Linked DNA regions of Homo sapiens: region 2 is linked to region 1. A link is a contact called in ENCODE Hi-C or POLR2A ChIA-PET data. All regions are on one chromosome and are shown on one strand. The core of a region is the stretch at or near the end of the contact, and the rest is flanking DNA. Distances in the headings are between cores, read along the strand shown.

Region 1 (6,543 bases), core at 1,963-4,462:
AGAAAACCTTTTCCTGGTTCTTTAGAGTAGTTGACTTACTTGAGTCTCCATTTGATAGGTTGAGATTTTCAAAAAATTTTGCTGAAAAATAAGAAAAACAAAATAATTTATAAAAGGATACCCAATTAAGAAATAGCCATATTTCTAAAATATATAATTTGGAACCATGGACTTTTGGTAGAAACATGAAGAGCTTTGCTATCTCGCACATTCCCATTATGCTAAGTAAAATCATCAGTGCTGTGATGAGTGATTGAGTCTCAGTGAGTGATTAGACCCTTCTGGGCTCCCATTTTATAATGACACACCTCAAAGAGCTCCTTTTCCCTTCTGAAAAGAAATGGCCCCCTAGACAACCATGACTAGCAGGCCTGTCAATAACTGTTACCCACCTATAAGAGAACTTAGTTCTATCCATACAGGATAAGCAGCCTCCTCACATATTCATTCTTTGTTTTCTGAGGTGAATTTGTCAGTTTAGTTCAGTTTATGTTAATTTGAGCCATTTATGTTATGTATGTAAAGAGTGTATAGAGTGCTAATTATACATTTTTCCTTATGATTGCATCTTACATGGTATACAGATCATCTCCTCATTCTTTGTGAAATCCATTTTAATCCAAATGTTTCCTTGAATGTAATACATTTAAGAAGAGCTGTCTACTTCTCTTTTTAACTTCCCAATACTTTAAATAGCCTAAATTATCTGAACTTGGACATGCATCATTTAAACACCAGGCACTAACTCAAGAATCACCTGGCAGGATTAAGAGAAGGATAAACATTGTCAACTAGATTGCTTTCATCATTCTAAGGCTTCAGATTAAAATCCTTTCTGTCCTTGGACACATCAGAAGACATGGATCAAAGGGAAGCCAATTCATTACTCCTTCTGATTCAGTGAGGGGGTTGTGTCTTTGACCAACCTGTTCTTCCTGAGGGTGTATCAAAAGGAGACACAATCATAGCGCCACCTTTCAGGGACAGTGCTCATGGTTAACCTCAGTCCTGCAATTTGATGGAAGTGTTGGGCCATTTATAGAAACACAAACCTCATTTTGTTTCCTGGAGTGCAAACTGAGCCTGGATTTTCTTGATGTTGCAGGGGTGAACAGCCTTTCTCAGTCACTCAGTGCCAATCCATTGACCGCCTCTACCCTTGTCCACCTCGACCTCTCAGGGAACGTCCTTCGTGGAGATGACCTCTCAGTAAGTTTTCTTTTCTTTATTCCATCTTCGAAGAAGCTGTGTTTAATAAGCCTGGAATAATTCTAAACATGTCTTTGTAGTGCATTTTCCTGCCTCTCTCTTTGTCATGACACCTTTGAATCATTTAGTTACGAGCTTATGAAGTGTTTTACTGAAAATTCCAGAGCATTCGTTAATTAAATGTCATATATCACCACAATTATTTTTTTTTCTCATTTAGTGATGCTGAAGTTCACATTTTTTTGGAAGTAATGCTGTTGAAGAATTTTTTTCTTCATTTAAAAACATTAGCTTACAGGGACCAGGCATGGTGGCTCACACCTGTAATCCCAGCACTTTGGGAGGCTGAGGCAGGCAGATCACGAGGTCAGGAGATCGAGACCAGCCTGGCCAACATGGTGAAACCCCATCTCTACTAAAAATACAAAAATTAGCCAAGCATGGTGGCACTTGCCTGTAGTCCCAGGTACTCAGGAGGCTGAGGCAGGAGAAGTGCTTGAACCCTGGAGGCGGAGGTTGTGGTGAGCCGAGATTACACCACTGCACTCCAGCCTGGGCGACAGTGTGAGTCTCCGTATCAAACAATAACAACAACAACAACAACAAAAACCCATTAGCTTACAGGTTAAAATTGCCTGGTAAGGAAGATTGGGCACATTAACTGAACTTTCTCATTATTATTATTGTTACTGGGAAGACTGATGGTTATAGGTTACAATTGAAAGGGAGTATTGGGATAAACCTGAGCACTCGTCTATTCCGTGAATAAAATAGGGAGAAGAGTGGTCAACATATAACCTGGGGCCATTTCTTCGGAGTTTGAATATGAAGGCAAAAACTACTCTCTCAATTATAATAAAATTTTTAATGTAACTGAATCAATAATGTAATATTTGGCAGATCTTTGACACAGTGGATTAGGTATTATCTCATTTCCATATGTGGCAAATGATCCCCTCTAGTCACCAAGATAGAATTGTTTCTTTAACAACATGGCCTACACCCAGCGGCCATCTTTGAATGGCCTTAATTTGCATTCCACTGCTTTGCCACAGGGCTGAAAAACACTGTGAAATTTATTCTTATTTCTCTTGTTTTGGTTTACCTGTAAGGCAGGAAGTACAAATGAAGGCCTTTTTGTATTTTTTTTTCCTTTTCCTCTCCCTTGAACTTAAAATTATTTAAATAATACTTGATTCCTGGTGTGCCACGATTTTTCAATCCATTTTCCAGTTTCAGTTGTTACCTTCACTGACAGTTCATAAATCTGCTCCCCCCCAAAATAAAACAAGGCCAATGTGACACCACCAAAATAATACTGTGGCAAAGTAGAAGAATAGAGGGAAGGATAAAAGGAAAGGCTAAAGATTAATAAGATTCAGCTAAAATAGGAACATTAATAGTCACCTAAAACAACAAAATAGCTCAAGATTTCTTTTTCTGGCCAGGGTGGGTCCTGTTGTAGCTTGCTTCTGGGGAGTGGAACGATGAGACCTGAGTGAGAGTGGGCTGGAGGGGAGAGTGGGCGGGGAAGGCAAAAGTTCCAGGAGCCTGGCGGCAGGTGCAGGAGTTTACCTGACCCTGTGCCCTCAGGGAAAGCAGCCTAGCAGGGCCTGGCCTCTTTGGAGAAGTGTGGCCAAATAGTCTTGTCACCATTTCATGGTGATAAGAGCTCCCCCAGCTGGTAGCTGGGAGCAAAGCCACAGTAAACTTAAAAGTCTCTTGAGACAATTTTTGCCAGGCAAACAGAGAGAGAGAGGCAGAGGATCTTCATGTGAGAGCAAAATGACTTTTCTGAATCAGAACTTTTCATAACAACATCCATTCTATGGCTGGGTGTAGTGGCTCACACTTAGAATTCCAGCACTTTTGGAGGCTAAGGCAGGTGGATCTCTGGGGTCCAGGGGTTTGTGACCAGCCTGGACAATATGTTGAAACCCTGTCTCTACAAAAAATACAAAAATTAGCTGGGCGTGGTGTCACATGCCTGTAGTCCCAGCCACTCAGGAGGTTGAAGCGGGAGGATGGCTTGATGCCGGGAAGTGGAGGTGGCGGTGAGCCGAGATCATACCACTGCACTCCAGCTTGGGCGATAGAGCCAGACCCTGTCTTAAAATAAATAAATAAATAAATAAATAAATAAATAAATAAATAAATAAATAAATAAAAAAAAATAAATGTCATTCTGTGTGTATGGTTATTTTAAAGTGTTAAGTGTTTACAGGCTATTTTTTTGCTCTTCTGAATTCCTTGATAGGATTCTTCTGAAGCACCATATAGCCAAACTGCTACACATAGTAAATGTTTGCAAGGACGTACTCAGTATAAGCTTGTTTGTTTTTGCAAGTATCCAGTGGCATCCAGTGAAGCAGAGGAGAATTTAAGCTATTTGCCTGGTGGCAGGGAGCTTGGACTCAGCTTGTTATGGGTGGGCTCTGGCAGTTGCTACACATACAGGGTAATTCCAGAACAACATTGCTGTTGATGTTCAGTATCTCAGTTGAACTGATCTGTTGATCAGTCTCATTATTTTGATGGCCTTGAATGAGAGGACTGGGGAAGTTTAAGCATTGTGACCCCCTGAAACCAGAAGTGTCTTAGCTATTAGTGAAATTTTTAAAAAAGCACTCATATTGCTGCCAAGCCATTCTTGTTAGCTTTGAGAAGTAACTAAGGGTAGAAAAATCATTATGTCGGACAGAAGAGAGGATAGCCTGAGACCATCCTGTGGTTCAGATTCAGATTCGTAGTTCTGCAAACACTTTCAAAAGTGATTAGCATTTTGATAGAGTGATTGCAGTTCAGGTGGTATTTTAATCTCAGGGGTTAAAATGAATTAGCACGGTTCCAAAATTGTATAATAAAAATTAAGCTATCCAGGAAAACTAAGTCATGCATAACAAAATGGGGGTTTGGTTTTCAATATTCCATTTGGCCTTTTTTTAACTCAAACATAATTTTAACTATTCTTGGGATTTTCACTGTCAGGGAACCTAAAGGAATGACAGAAAATTCTGATAATCCCCTTGGGAAGAGCAGAGAATGATCTGAGAAATTCTGGCAACTTCCTTTTAAAACATTAACTTGCATTGTGTGTATGTGTGTGTTTCTAGAATCCTAACATTTATCTTTTATTTTTTTTCAAGCACATGTATAATTTTTTGGCCCAGCCAAATGCCATTGTTCATCTGGATTTATCCAATACAGAATGTTCCCTGGACATGGTAAATTTAAAATATATATATATCTTGCTCTGAGGGGTCTCAGAAGAGCTATTTAGATGGGATGTAGGGGACCTCTAATAAAAGATTCTCCTGGACCTAGAAATACTTGAAAAGAAGAGTGCCTTATTTCTTTTTCAGGTCTGTGGAGCTCTTCTCCGTGGATGCCTTCAATATTTAGCTGTGCTCAACCTCTCCAGAACTGTCTTCTCTCACCGGTATAGATTTATTTCTGCTCTCATTGTCATCTGGAAGTGTCTTCTTCTGAGAAAAGTTGTAGTGATAAGGAAAACAGTGATAAAGGGTGAATGTTGTATATGAAAGAAGGCAGCCTTAAGCATTATCTATGAATATTAGTCCTTGAACATTCAAGTTTTTGTTTTATCATTTTAAGTGTAGGTTAATGTTCTTACCAATAATTCTAGCCTGCCTGCGTGAACTATGTGATAATACACTATTTCTCCTATGTGGTCAGGCAATCTGTCTTAATATGGGAAAAACCCTTTTAGAAACTTTTATAGGTATTTCTCACGGGTGAGCTTGGATGTAGGTATAAACTACTTTCAGAGAGTAAAGAGAATAGTTATCTCAAAGCTCATGCATTTTCACTTGTAGAAGTAATCGAGGGCCAGTCTGACTACTTCACTTATACACTCCTGACTTTAATTGTTTGCAGAATAAGGCAGTAGATTAGAAGCATCAAGGATTCACAGACAGTAGCAACTTAGAATGCAAAGAGACTGCAGAGGAATTATCAGAGGAATTATGAAAAGTACATGGGTTAGATAGGTATGGAATCTGGGAATATCTAAAGAATTAATACAGTTCAACACTTAGCATTTATAATTATGACCATAAATTATAAATAATATTTTAGTTATATGATTTTAAATAACATGGGTATTGGTTAATATTAGAAATATTTTTATTTTTGCTAGTTTTTAAAGGCCTTATATATTTAAAAGGATAACCCTCACTTATTTGGAAAATTCAGTTTTGTAGCATGCTTTATTCCATAACTGTGCCTTGCAAATCAATTACTTTGTATGTTAAAGTACTATTTTTTATTACTTCAATAGTGATTAAATCTTTACAGTAGCAAAAATATGCCACAAATACCTCCATAGATTAAAGTTAGAGAGTGTGAAGTCTGAAAATATAATGGTGGGAAAAGTTGAATTTTCCATGATAACTATATTTTGGCGAACATTTGAGAGTTTTAATTGAAACCTAGTCAACTCATATATTTGAAGCCAGCTTATAAAGCCATGCTTTGGTGGAGGAGTAATTGACTGGGGAACTAGGTTACAAGATGAAAGCACAGACTATAAAGGTTTTTGTATAATCAGCACTTTTGAGTTCAAAATACTGTGAATTCTGTGATGACTGGTCTTCAGTAGAGCTGTTAAGCTTATAGAACAGAATTGCGCTAACAAATTGTCTTGTCTTCCACATGAAAGGTTGTTATTAAACTGTTTAATACCTAATACGTTACCTAGATATAGTTGTAGAAAGCCCTTAGTAATTTTGTTGAAATTACTGCATTTACGTTGAGGTGTGGATTGTCAGCCAGACTATTCATTCTTTTATTCACAGATAATTTCATTAGTGTATCCATCAGGATAAGTTAGATTGTTCCACAGTAACAGTGACCGCTTTCCTCCAATGTCGATGGCTTTCAGCAACAGTGATTTTGTGACATGTCCATTGTGGGCTGGCATATAACCTTCACTCCAGGAGGCAGAGCAGCCTCCTATCTAGAACATTCACAGTCATATAGCAGAGAAAAAGAGATCATGGCGGTGCACATACTGGCTCCCAAGGCTTCTCTCTGGAAGTCATACACATCATTTCTGCTCACGTCTCACTGGCCAAAGAGAGTCACATGGCCAAGCCTGCTGTCAGTAGAGGGATGAAGCATCATCCTTCTTCAAAAAGGGGCAGTGAATATTTGGAAACACTGGAATGCTCAAAACTAAGACAGAATAGCAGGAGAAGAAATATATTTAGAGTAAGTTAACAGTATTTTCTCAGCAGAAAGTGAACAAGAATATACAACTTACATTGTTCCACTATATGGAAACAGAGTTGTTTGAGATTTCTTATATCACAT
Region 2 (6,543 bases), core at 2,265-4,764, 86 kb before region 1:
TATATATTGGAGTAAAAAGCAAGGATAGTCAGCTCCTATGTTTGCTTATACAAGACACAGGAACTCAAGCTCGCTTGCTTGTAAAGTGAATAAAATTGTGTTCTTATGCAAGTGTCACAGTTTTCCTGGGACTCAGTTTCCTCATTCTCAAAGAAGGAATTTAACTGATGAATTCAAGGATCAACTCTAAACTCATTGAATTGCCTTATTAATCTCTTGGGTCATGCAATTCAGTGATATAACTAGGGTTAGCCTGAGTGTTTCAAAGCAAGATTAATGGAAGCTCATTCGCCAGCTGTCGGGTTAGGAGATTATTCACAAATGTTGCCCTGTCATTTGAATCTGGTAGGGTTTGCTGATGAATAAATGAACCCCATTATACTGACAGCCACCTCACTAATCGATCCTAACTAAACCACCTTATCCTCTTCACCTTCCAATTGTGTAGCCAGCAACTTGCCAGATCTCAGGGACGTTGTTGGGACATGTGGAAGGTCTGAGACAGAGGGCCGGAAGGACAGACAATGCCACCAACTCTATTAATCAGTCCGCATTTCTCAGACCTGGCTCTCAGCCTACTGAATTTGACAACCAAGGATTTGCGTGTAGTTTTTTTTTTTTTTCATTTTCAATTAATTTCCCTTTTTATGCCTTCCTAATTTCTCTTCTTTTCTGACTAAGCTATATATTTACACTGTGAAATTGACTGTCATTAATCTTTTTCTGCCTTGATTTCCTCAACTAAAAAATGGTTAAACTAATACCAGCCCTTTCATTCATGGTGATCTTGGGAGGAAAAAAAAAAGAGATAACTGATGTCAGAGAGTGCTTTGAACTTAAAGCAGGAAGATTGTTCAATTATAATAAGACTCTTCTATCTTTATTTTTATGTGACATTTAGAATGTTAGCGTTGAATACGCGTCAAGGAAGAAAATCCCATTTTGAATGACAGTGTTAGAATGACGGCCTGTAAGATATTGGAATTGCATGCAAAAACCAAGAAAATGTGTTTAAAAACTGCTAAGACCAAGCCAGCTACTGTTTCTTTTCAAAGAATATATGTAGGGAATAGGAGAATTAGGTAACTCTAGGGCATAATAAAAAAGAAGAACATGTGCTTTCTGATTTTGCCAATCTATTTTGTACTTACTTTATAATTCAATTTTAAGAGTAAAGTGTAATGTCTGATTCATGAATGTTTTACTGTGTAGTGATTTTTTCTTCTTCTAGAGCTGTATGGTCCAGTATGATAGCCACTAGCCATAATTGCTATATTAATTTAAATTAAATAAAAAATTTAGTCACACTAGTCACACTTCGAGTGCTTAGTAGCTACATCGTGGCTGGTGGCTCCTGTATCTGAATGTGCAGATACAGAACATTTCCAGAAAGTTCTGTGAGAGAACACTATTCTAGGGGAACAGAGAAAAGGTGAAAGGATATTCCCATTCTCCCTTTTCCCAAAATTGTGTTTTAGAATTTAAATAGAATCTCAGGTTATATATTATAGGTATTATATTTACAATATACATTTGAAATTATTAGAGCATGAAGGTGGTGGTTGAGCAGGAAAGCACAACTCCAGAAGATCATTTTTTCCCCTACTGAGGACAAACATAATTTGATAATCTTCAGAATAACACTTGGAAAATTCTGGAACCAGCTGTTTCCTCTCAAGTTGCATTTCTTCCATAAAGAGTTTTTTTTTTTTTTTTTTAAAAACAAAACAAAAAACTTCATCTAGGTAACACAGTACCTAGACCAATCCAGGAGTCACTTAAATTGAATTGCTATGTAATTATTTCATGGGTGTAAACCAAACTGTTACCTTAGCAAAATAACTAGTTTTCTCTTATATTCCAATTTCACTTCCTCAGCAAAACCAATGGGCTCCATCATCAGTGTATATCTGGTCTGACCACCTCTCAGCACTCCTGCTAACCTCTGTGGCTTAACCATCACCATCTCTCACAAGCTATTGCCGTTGGCCCCTGCCTGAGCTCCCTGCTTCCACTCTCCTTCTCTCACCCAACATGGCAGTCAGAGATTGGCCTTCAGGGCAATTATCAGTCAGAACAGTGTGGACAACAGCCAATAAAGCCTCACAGACCTCCTGGCTCACCTCACCCCCACCTTATCACCCCTCTGACCTCCCCTGCGCTTACTCCCTTCAAGCCAAGGCTCTTCTTTATTTTTCAATTGCTGCAGGCATATTCTTGCCTCAGGGCCTTTGCGTTTGCTATTCCCTCTGTCTGGACCATGCTTATCCCAGATAGCCATATGGTTCTTTCTCTTACTGCCTTTAGATCTTTCTCAACCTCACTTCATAATTACGTCACACCAAGCTATTTAAAAATGCCACCCACCTAACCCACCACTCCTCTCCATAACCCCCAGGCATTAAGCACGCTCTATTCTCTTTTTGTACTACATTTTTCTCCATAGCACTTATCACCATAGATATGCCATATGTTTTACTTATTTATTCCTGTATAATCTCCTTTGAATGAAATATAAGCTGCTTGAAGGCAGAGCTTTATGTCTTTTTATCCTTGGTGCCTACCACAAGGTAGGCAGTCAGTAATTATTGGTTGAAAGAATTACTCAAATATTTAATGACAGTGTTTGTAAACAAAGAGTGCTAATCTAATTGAAATTCATTTTAGCAAGAGATAGAGAGTCAGGAAGACACATCCTCTGGTGTAACCCTGCCTCCCCTCCACTTCTAAGATTACTCTGGTTTTAGGCTCTGCTTTCTGCCTGGCTCAACAAGGGGCCTCCATTTCTCTCCTGCCTGCACTTGAGGAGCCACATAGAAGGGAGTTTGAACCAGGGCTTCAGGGAGTTGTCTGTGGACAGCTTCTGAGAGAGGGAAGTTGGGGCTTCCCATGTTGGCTGGTCCCTTTGCTGGCTGGCCAGTCCTTTGTCACCATGCCAGCATTCTCAATGGAGGCAAGAAGGGATCTTATGGGTTTTGCAGCAGGGCTGCTTTGGGTATATGTTTGTTTGAACGGGGTAGGGACAGTGGATGAAGGACCCACCTGGAGTTTGCTGCCTTGGGAGGGGAGGTGATGAGCTTTAAACATAATAGAGGCTGGGCGCGGTGGCTCATGCCTATAATCCCAGCACTTTGGGAGGATGAGGTGGGCGGATCACCTGAGGTCGGGAGTTTGAGACCAGCCTGGCCAACATGGTAAAACCCATCTCTACTAAAAATACAAAAATTAGCCAGGCATGGTGGCACACACCTGTAGTCCCAGCTACTGAGGAGGCTGATTCACAAGAATCGCTTGAACCCGGGAGGCAGAGGTTGCAGCGAGCCGAGATCTTACCACTGCACTCCAGCCTGGGTGACAGAGTGAGACTTCGTCTTAAAAAAAAAAAAAAAAATAGAGGTGCAGTGTTCCCTGCTTCACACTAGGAAGTGGTTAATGCCAAACTGGGGCACCCGGCCTGTTTCTGGCAAAGTGCAGGGGAAAGGAAAGCTTGGAAAGGGATCTGTAGCAGTAAAGACAGAGGAGTCACTTTTTGTTTGTTGGTTCCCACTGAGGCACGGCGGAGGAGGCACAGCTGTGCAGAGATCCTGGGTTGCTAATTTCTACATTAAAAGGTGTAGCAGCAGCAGTGTTTATGACTAAACCCGTCAACGTTTCACTTCCTCCTGTTGTGAAGACTGGGTTTGGCTTAAAAAGCTCTGCCTGAACTTTCAGTTTATCTTGAAACTTTGAGACATTTGTCAAAGTGCTGAATGGAGTTATTTTAGTAAATCAGTGATGTTTCTGTGTTCCCTGAGTGAAACACTAGCTGATCTCATTTACCTGAGCTTCGAGAAAGAAAATATTCTCTATTTTTAAAAATAGCTTTGCTCCCTTGAGCATGCCCTTTCTATATGCCCTGGCTTTAGAAGATGGGCTGCCTTATGTTTGAGATTTTTTATTCATTGCCACTAAAATAATATATGGTGATTTGTATACCTCATATAAGGTCTGCCTCATCAGTACCCTGACCCATCCTTTATTGATTATTTAGTTTTGTGGATTTAACCCTGTAGTCCTGTTGGCACAATCAAGGGCAAAATCAAGATCCAGAAAGACATCAGATACCTGAAATCCTTTATTAAAGTGGATTTTGCTTACCCTACATCCATTGTTAGAAATGACATTCCCAGATCGTAAGAGCTGCAGAATTCTGGAACTGAAACTCTGTCTTTCTGTAATGAATTTGTGAATGAGGAAGTTCTTTGAACACAGTAGGCAAAAGGCAGGGGTGTCAGCACTTGACACTTCTATGCCTTTCCTCTACTAGGCTATCTTTTTATTGTTCTATTTCTTTTCCTTTTGGCAGGTGAGTTGGGAATTAGCTAGTAGATCTGTTTTAAGTGGGTAAGCTGCAAACAACAGATTTTTAGGTACTTCCCTTATAGGATATGGCTATTAAACAGGAAGGATGTGTCAATTATGTGGTAGGCAGCAGGATAAAACAGGCAGGACAGAATTATTATCAGATTCACAGACCGTAGCAACTTTTTGCCTTCTAAAATCCTGAATTTTCAGAGGTGGAAATAGGGTGAGAAGGAGCAGTAAAACCTGTTGCATTCATTCACTCAACAGATATTTGAACACCTATTTTGTGCCAGGAATGTACTGGGCACTGAGAAATAGAGCTTTGAATAGGACAGATGTGGTCCCTGCTCCCAGGCACCTTGCAGTCTAATGGGGCTGGTAGATATTAAATATGTAATCCCACTGTTAATTAAAACTGTGATAAGTATTCATAAGAAAATGTGCAAATACGGTGGGAGTATATAATAGGGAGACCTGGTGTAGTCTGGACTTTCTTAGGGAAGTCCTTTACCTGAAGAATGAGTAGGCATGAGCCAGGTGAAGGTAAAGCAAGAGGGGGAAGGGATAGCTCCTAAAGCAGAGGTGGGGCAGGAGCCCTCCTCTTGGGAGAGCAACAGAAGGCCAGTGTGGCTGGGTTGAAGTGAGGCTGGAGGTGGAGGCAGGGGCCAGTGTAGTGGTGCAGAGCCACTGAAGAGCTTAAGCAGAGAAGGGACATAATAATGTTTGGGTTCTTAAAAGATCACGTTCAGATCCTATATGAGCAGGTGATTTGAGGGGGCAGGAGTGGATCTGTTAGAAGGCTATTGCAAGTGGTCCAGGAGCAAGAGGGTGGTGGCTTGGAATAGTATCATAGTAGTAGAGATGGAGAGAAGTGAATGGATGTAAGAGGTATTTAGGGAGGTAGACTGCATTGAACTTGGAGAATGACTAAGATAGGAAGAGAAGGGGACAATGCTTGGATTTCTGGCTTTGGAAACCATATGGATGACCATCCTTGTTCCTGAGCCAGACCTATTGTGGGAAGGGCAGATTTTGAAAGAAAGATCATGGTTTAGTTGTTGACATGCTGAATTTAAGGGTTGGAGTACATACAAGTGAAGTTAGATCAATAGATCTGATGATCGGAGGGGAGATCTGGGCTGTGCATAAAGTTGGGAGTCATCTGGGATGGACTGAAGTCATGAGAGAGAATGAATGGTAGCAGGGAATGGGGATTGGACATGTGACTAGGAATAACCACAGAGGCCAGTTGAAAATGTATGGAAACGAGAACATCAAGCATGAAGGGCCATGCCCAGTGCTAAGGAGAAATCTGGTTAGGAAGTGCATGGATTTAGCAGCCGTGAGGTTGGATTTAGCAATCAAGATTGGCACCTCAAGCAGGAGAAATTTAAGTGGAGTTGTGGGGACAGAAGCCAATTTTGAACACTAGATGAGTGAATTGGAGGCAGGAATATGAAGACACTGAGTATGGGTACCTTTTTTGAGAAGTTGGGCTCAAAGGGTAGAGACAGTTAGAGGGGACCTGCAAGAGGTGTGTAGGATCCAGGCATATAGCTCTAGGTCTAAACATCTCTATGTTTGGATATTTAGAGATGGAAGAGAAAGGATATTTAGTTGCTTAAGGTTCCTGCAAAGACAGGTGGGATGTAACCCAGAGCCCACACGAAGGGACGGGCATTTATCTCCAGCACTTCAGAAGGAGAGGAAGAGGAGGGGGTGGGTACAGCTGCAGATGCAGGCAGGTGTGGAGGTTTGGAGTGGAATGGTAAGTGATACCATTCTGATAATTTCTGTTTTCTCTGTGAAGTAGGAGGGAAAGTCATCTTCCCAGATGAAGGGAACGGAATCAGGTTGCTGGGTAAGATCAGTTCTCCAGCTGTGCTTGGCAGCTACCACTGCAAGCATGGAATAGGCGGCTAGGTAAGTTCAGCCAAGATTGAAGTTTTACTCTGTGGGAGTAATAAAAGGACAAGGAACACGAAGGCTAAGGACATTAACACATGGAGGAATGATTTCAGTGGAGGTTCAGTTGGATGAAGATAGGTTAGTGCTGATGGAGAATGACCTGGCAGTGTCAGGGGGCAATAAACAGGGTAGTGGTAGTACCTGAATAAGGGAACTAGCTATGAGTGCTTCTCCAACTGTAATGCTAATGTGAATCACCTGGGGATTTTAGTAAAAACGCAGATTCTGATT

Evidence for each region. A loop is a pair of places that touch in the nucleus more often than their neighbours do. ChIA-PET counts read pairs that join two places held with the same protein, here RNA polymerase II (POLR2A). Pooled maps may share reads with other maps.
Region 2: a loop to region 1 is called in a map of OCI-LY7, with 4 times the contacts of the local background. The contact joins two enhancer-like sites. A Hi-C loop is called at or near these places in 1 of 168 maps with a recorded cell type or tissue (OCI-LY7), 8 of 37 single-sample maps with no recorded cell type and 10 of 50 pooled maps. POLR2A ChIA-PET finds 5 or more read pairs at or near these places in 7 of 52 experiments (A549, CD4-positive, alpha-beta T cell, IMR-90 and 4 more).

The regions. Positions count from the first base shown.
Region 1 is chr6:25,487,377-25,493,919 of GRCh38, forward strand. CARMIL1 (capping protein regulator and myosin 1 linker 1) reads left to right here. Exons shown (of 37, transcript NM_017640.6): 13 at 1,106-1,209; 14 at 4,356-4,433; 15 at 4,572-4,648. Among named protein-coding and RNA genes, the nearest start is that of SCGN, 160 kb to the right of the region's middle. Within about 2 kb of position 3,213, at least 5 of the 41 ENCODE cell types and tissues checked have a DNase peak (open chromatin) inside an H3K27ac peak, as active enhancers do; they include OCI-LY7, where a contact is called at or near this core.
Region 2 is chr6:25,401,382-25,407,924 of GRCh38, forward strand. The region is part of intron 2 of CARMIL1 (capping protein regulator and myosin 1 linker 1); the gene reads left to right. The region is part of intron 1 of LOC124901281 (a long non-coding RNA gene); the gene reads right to left. Among named protein-coding and RNA genes, the nearest start is that of CARMIL1, 130 kb to the left of the region's middle. RefSeq lists an enhancer at 3,367-3,576. Within about 2 kb of position 3,515, at least 10 of the 41 ENCODE cell types and tissues checked have a DNase peak (open chromatin) inside an H3K27ac peak, as active enhancers do; they include OCI-LY7, where a contact is called at or near this core.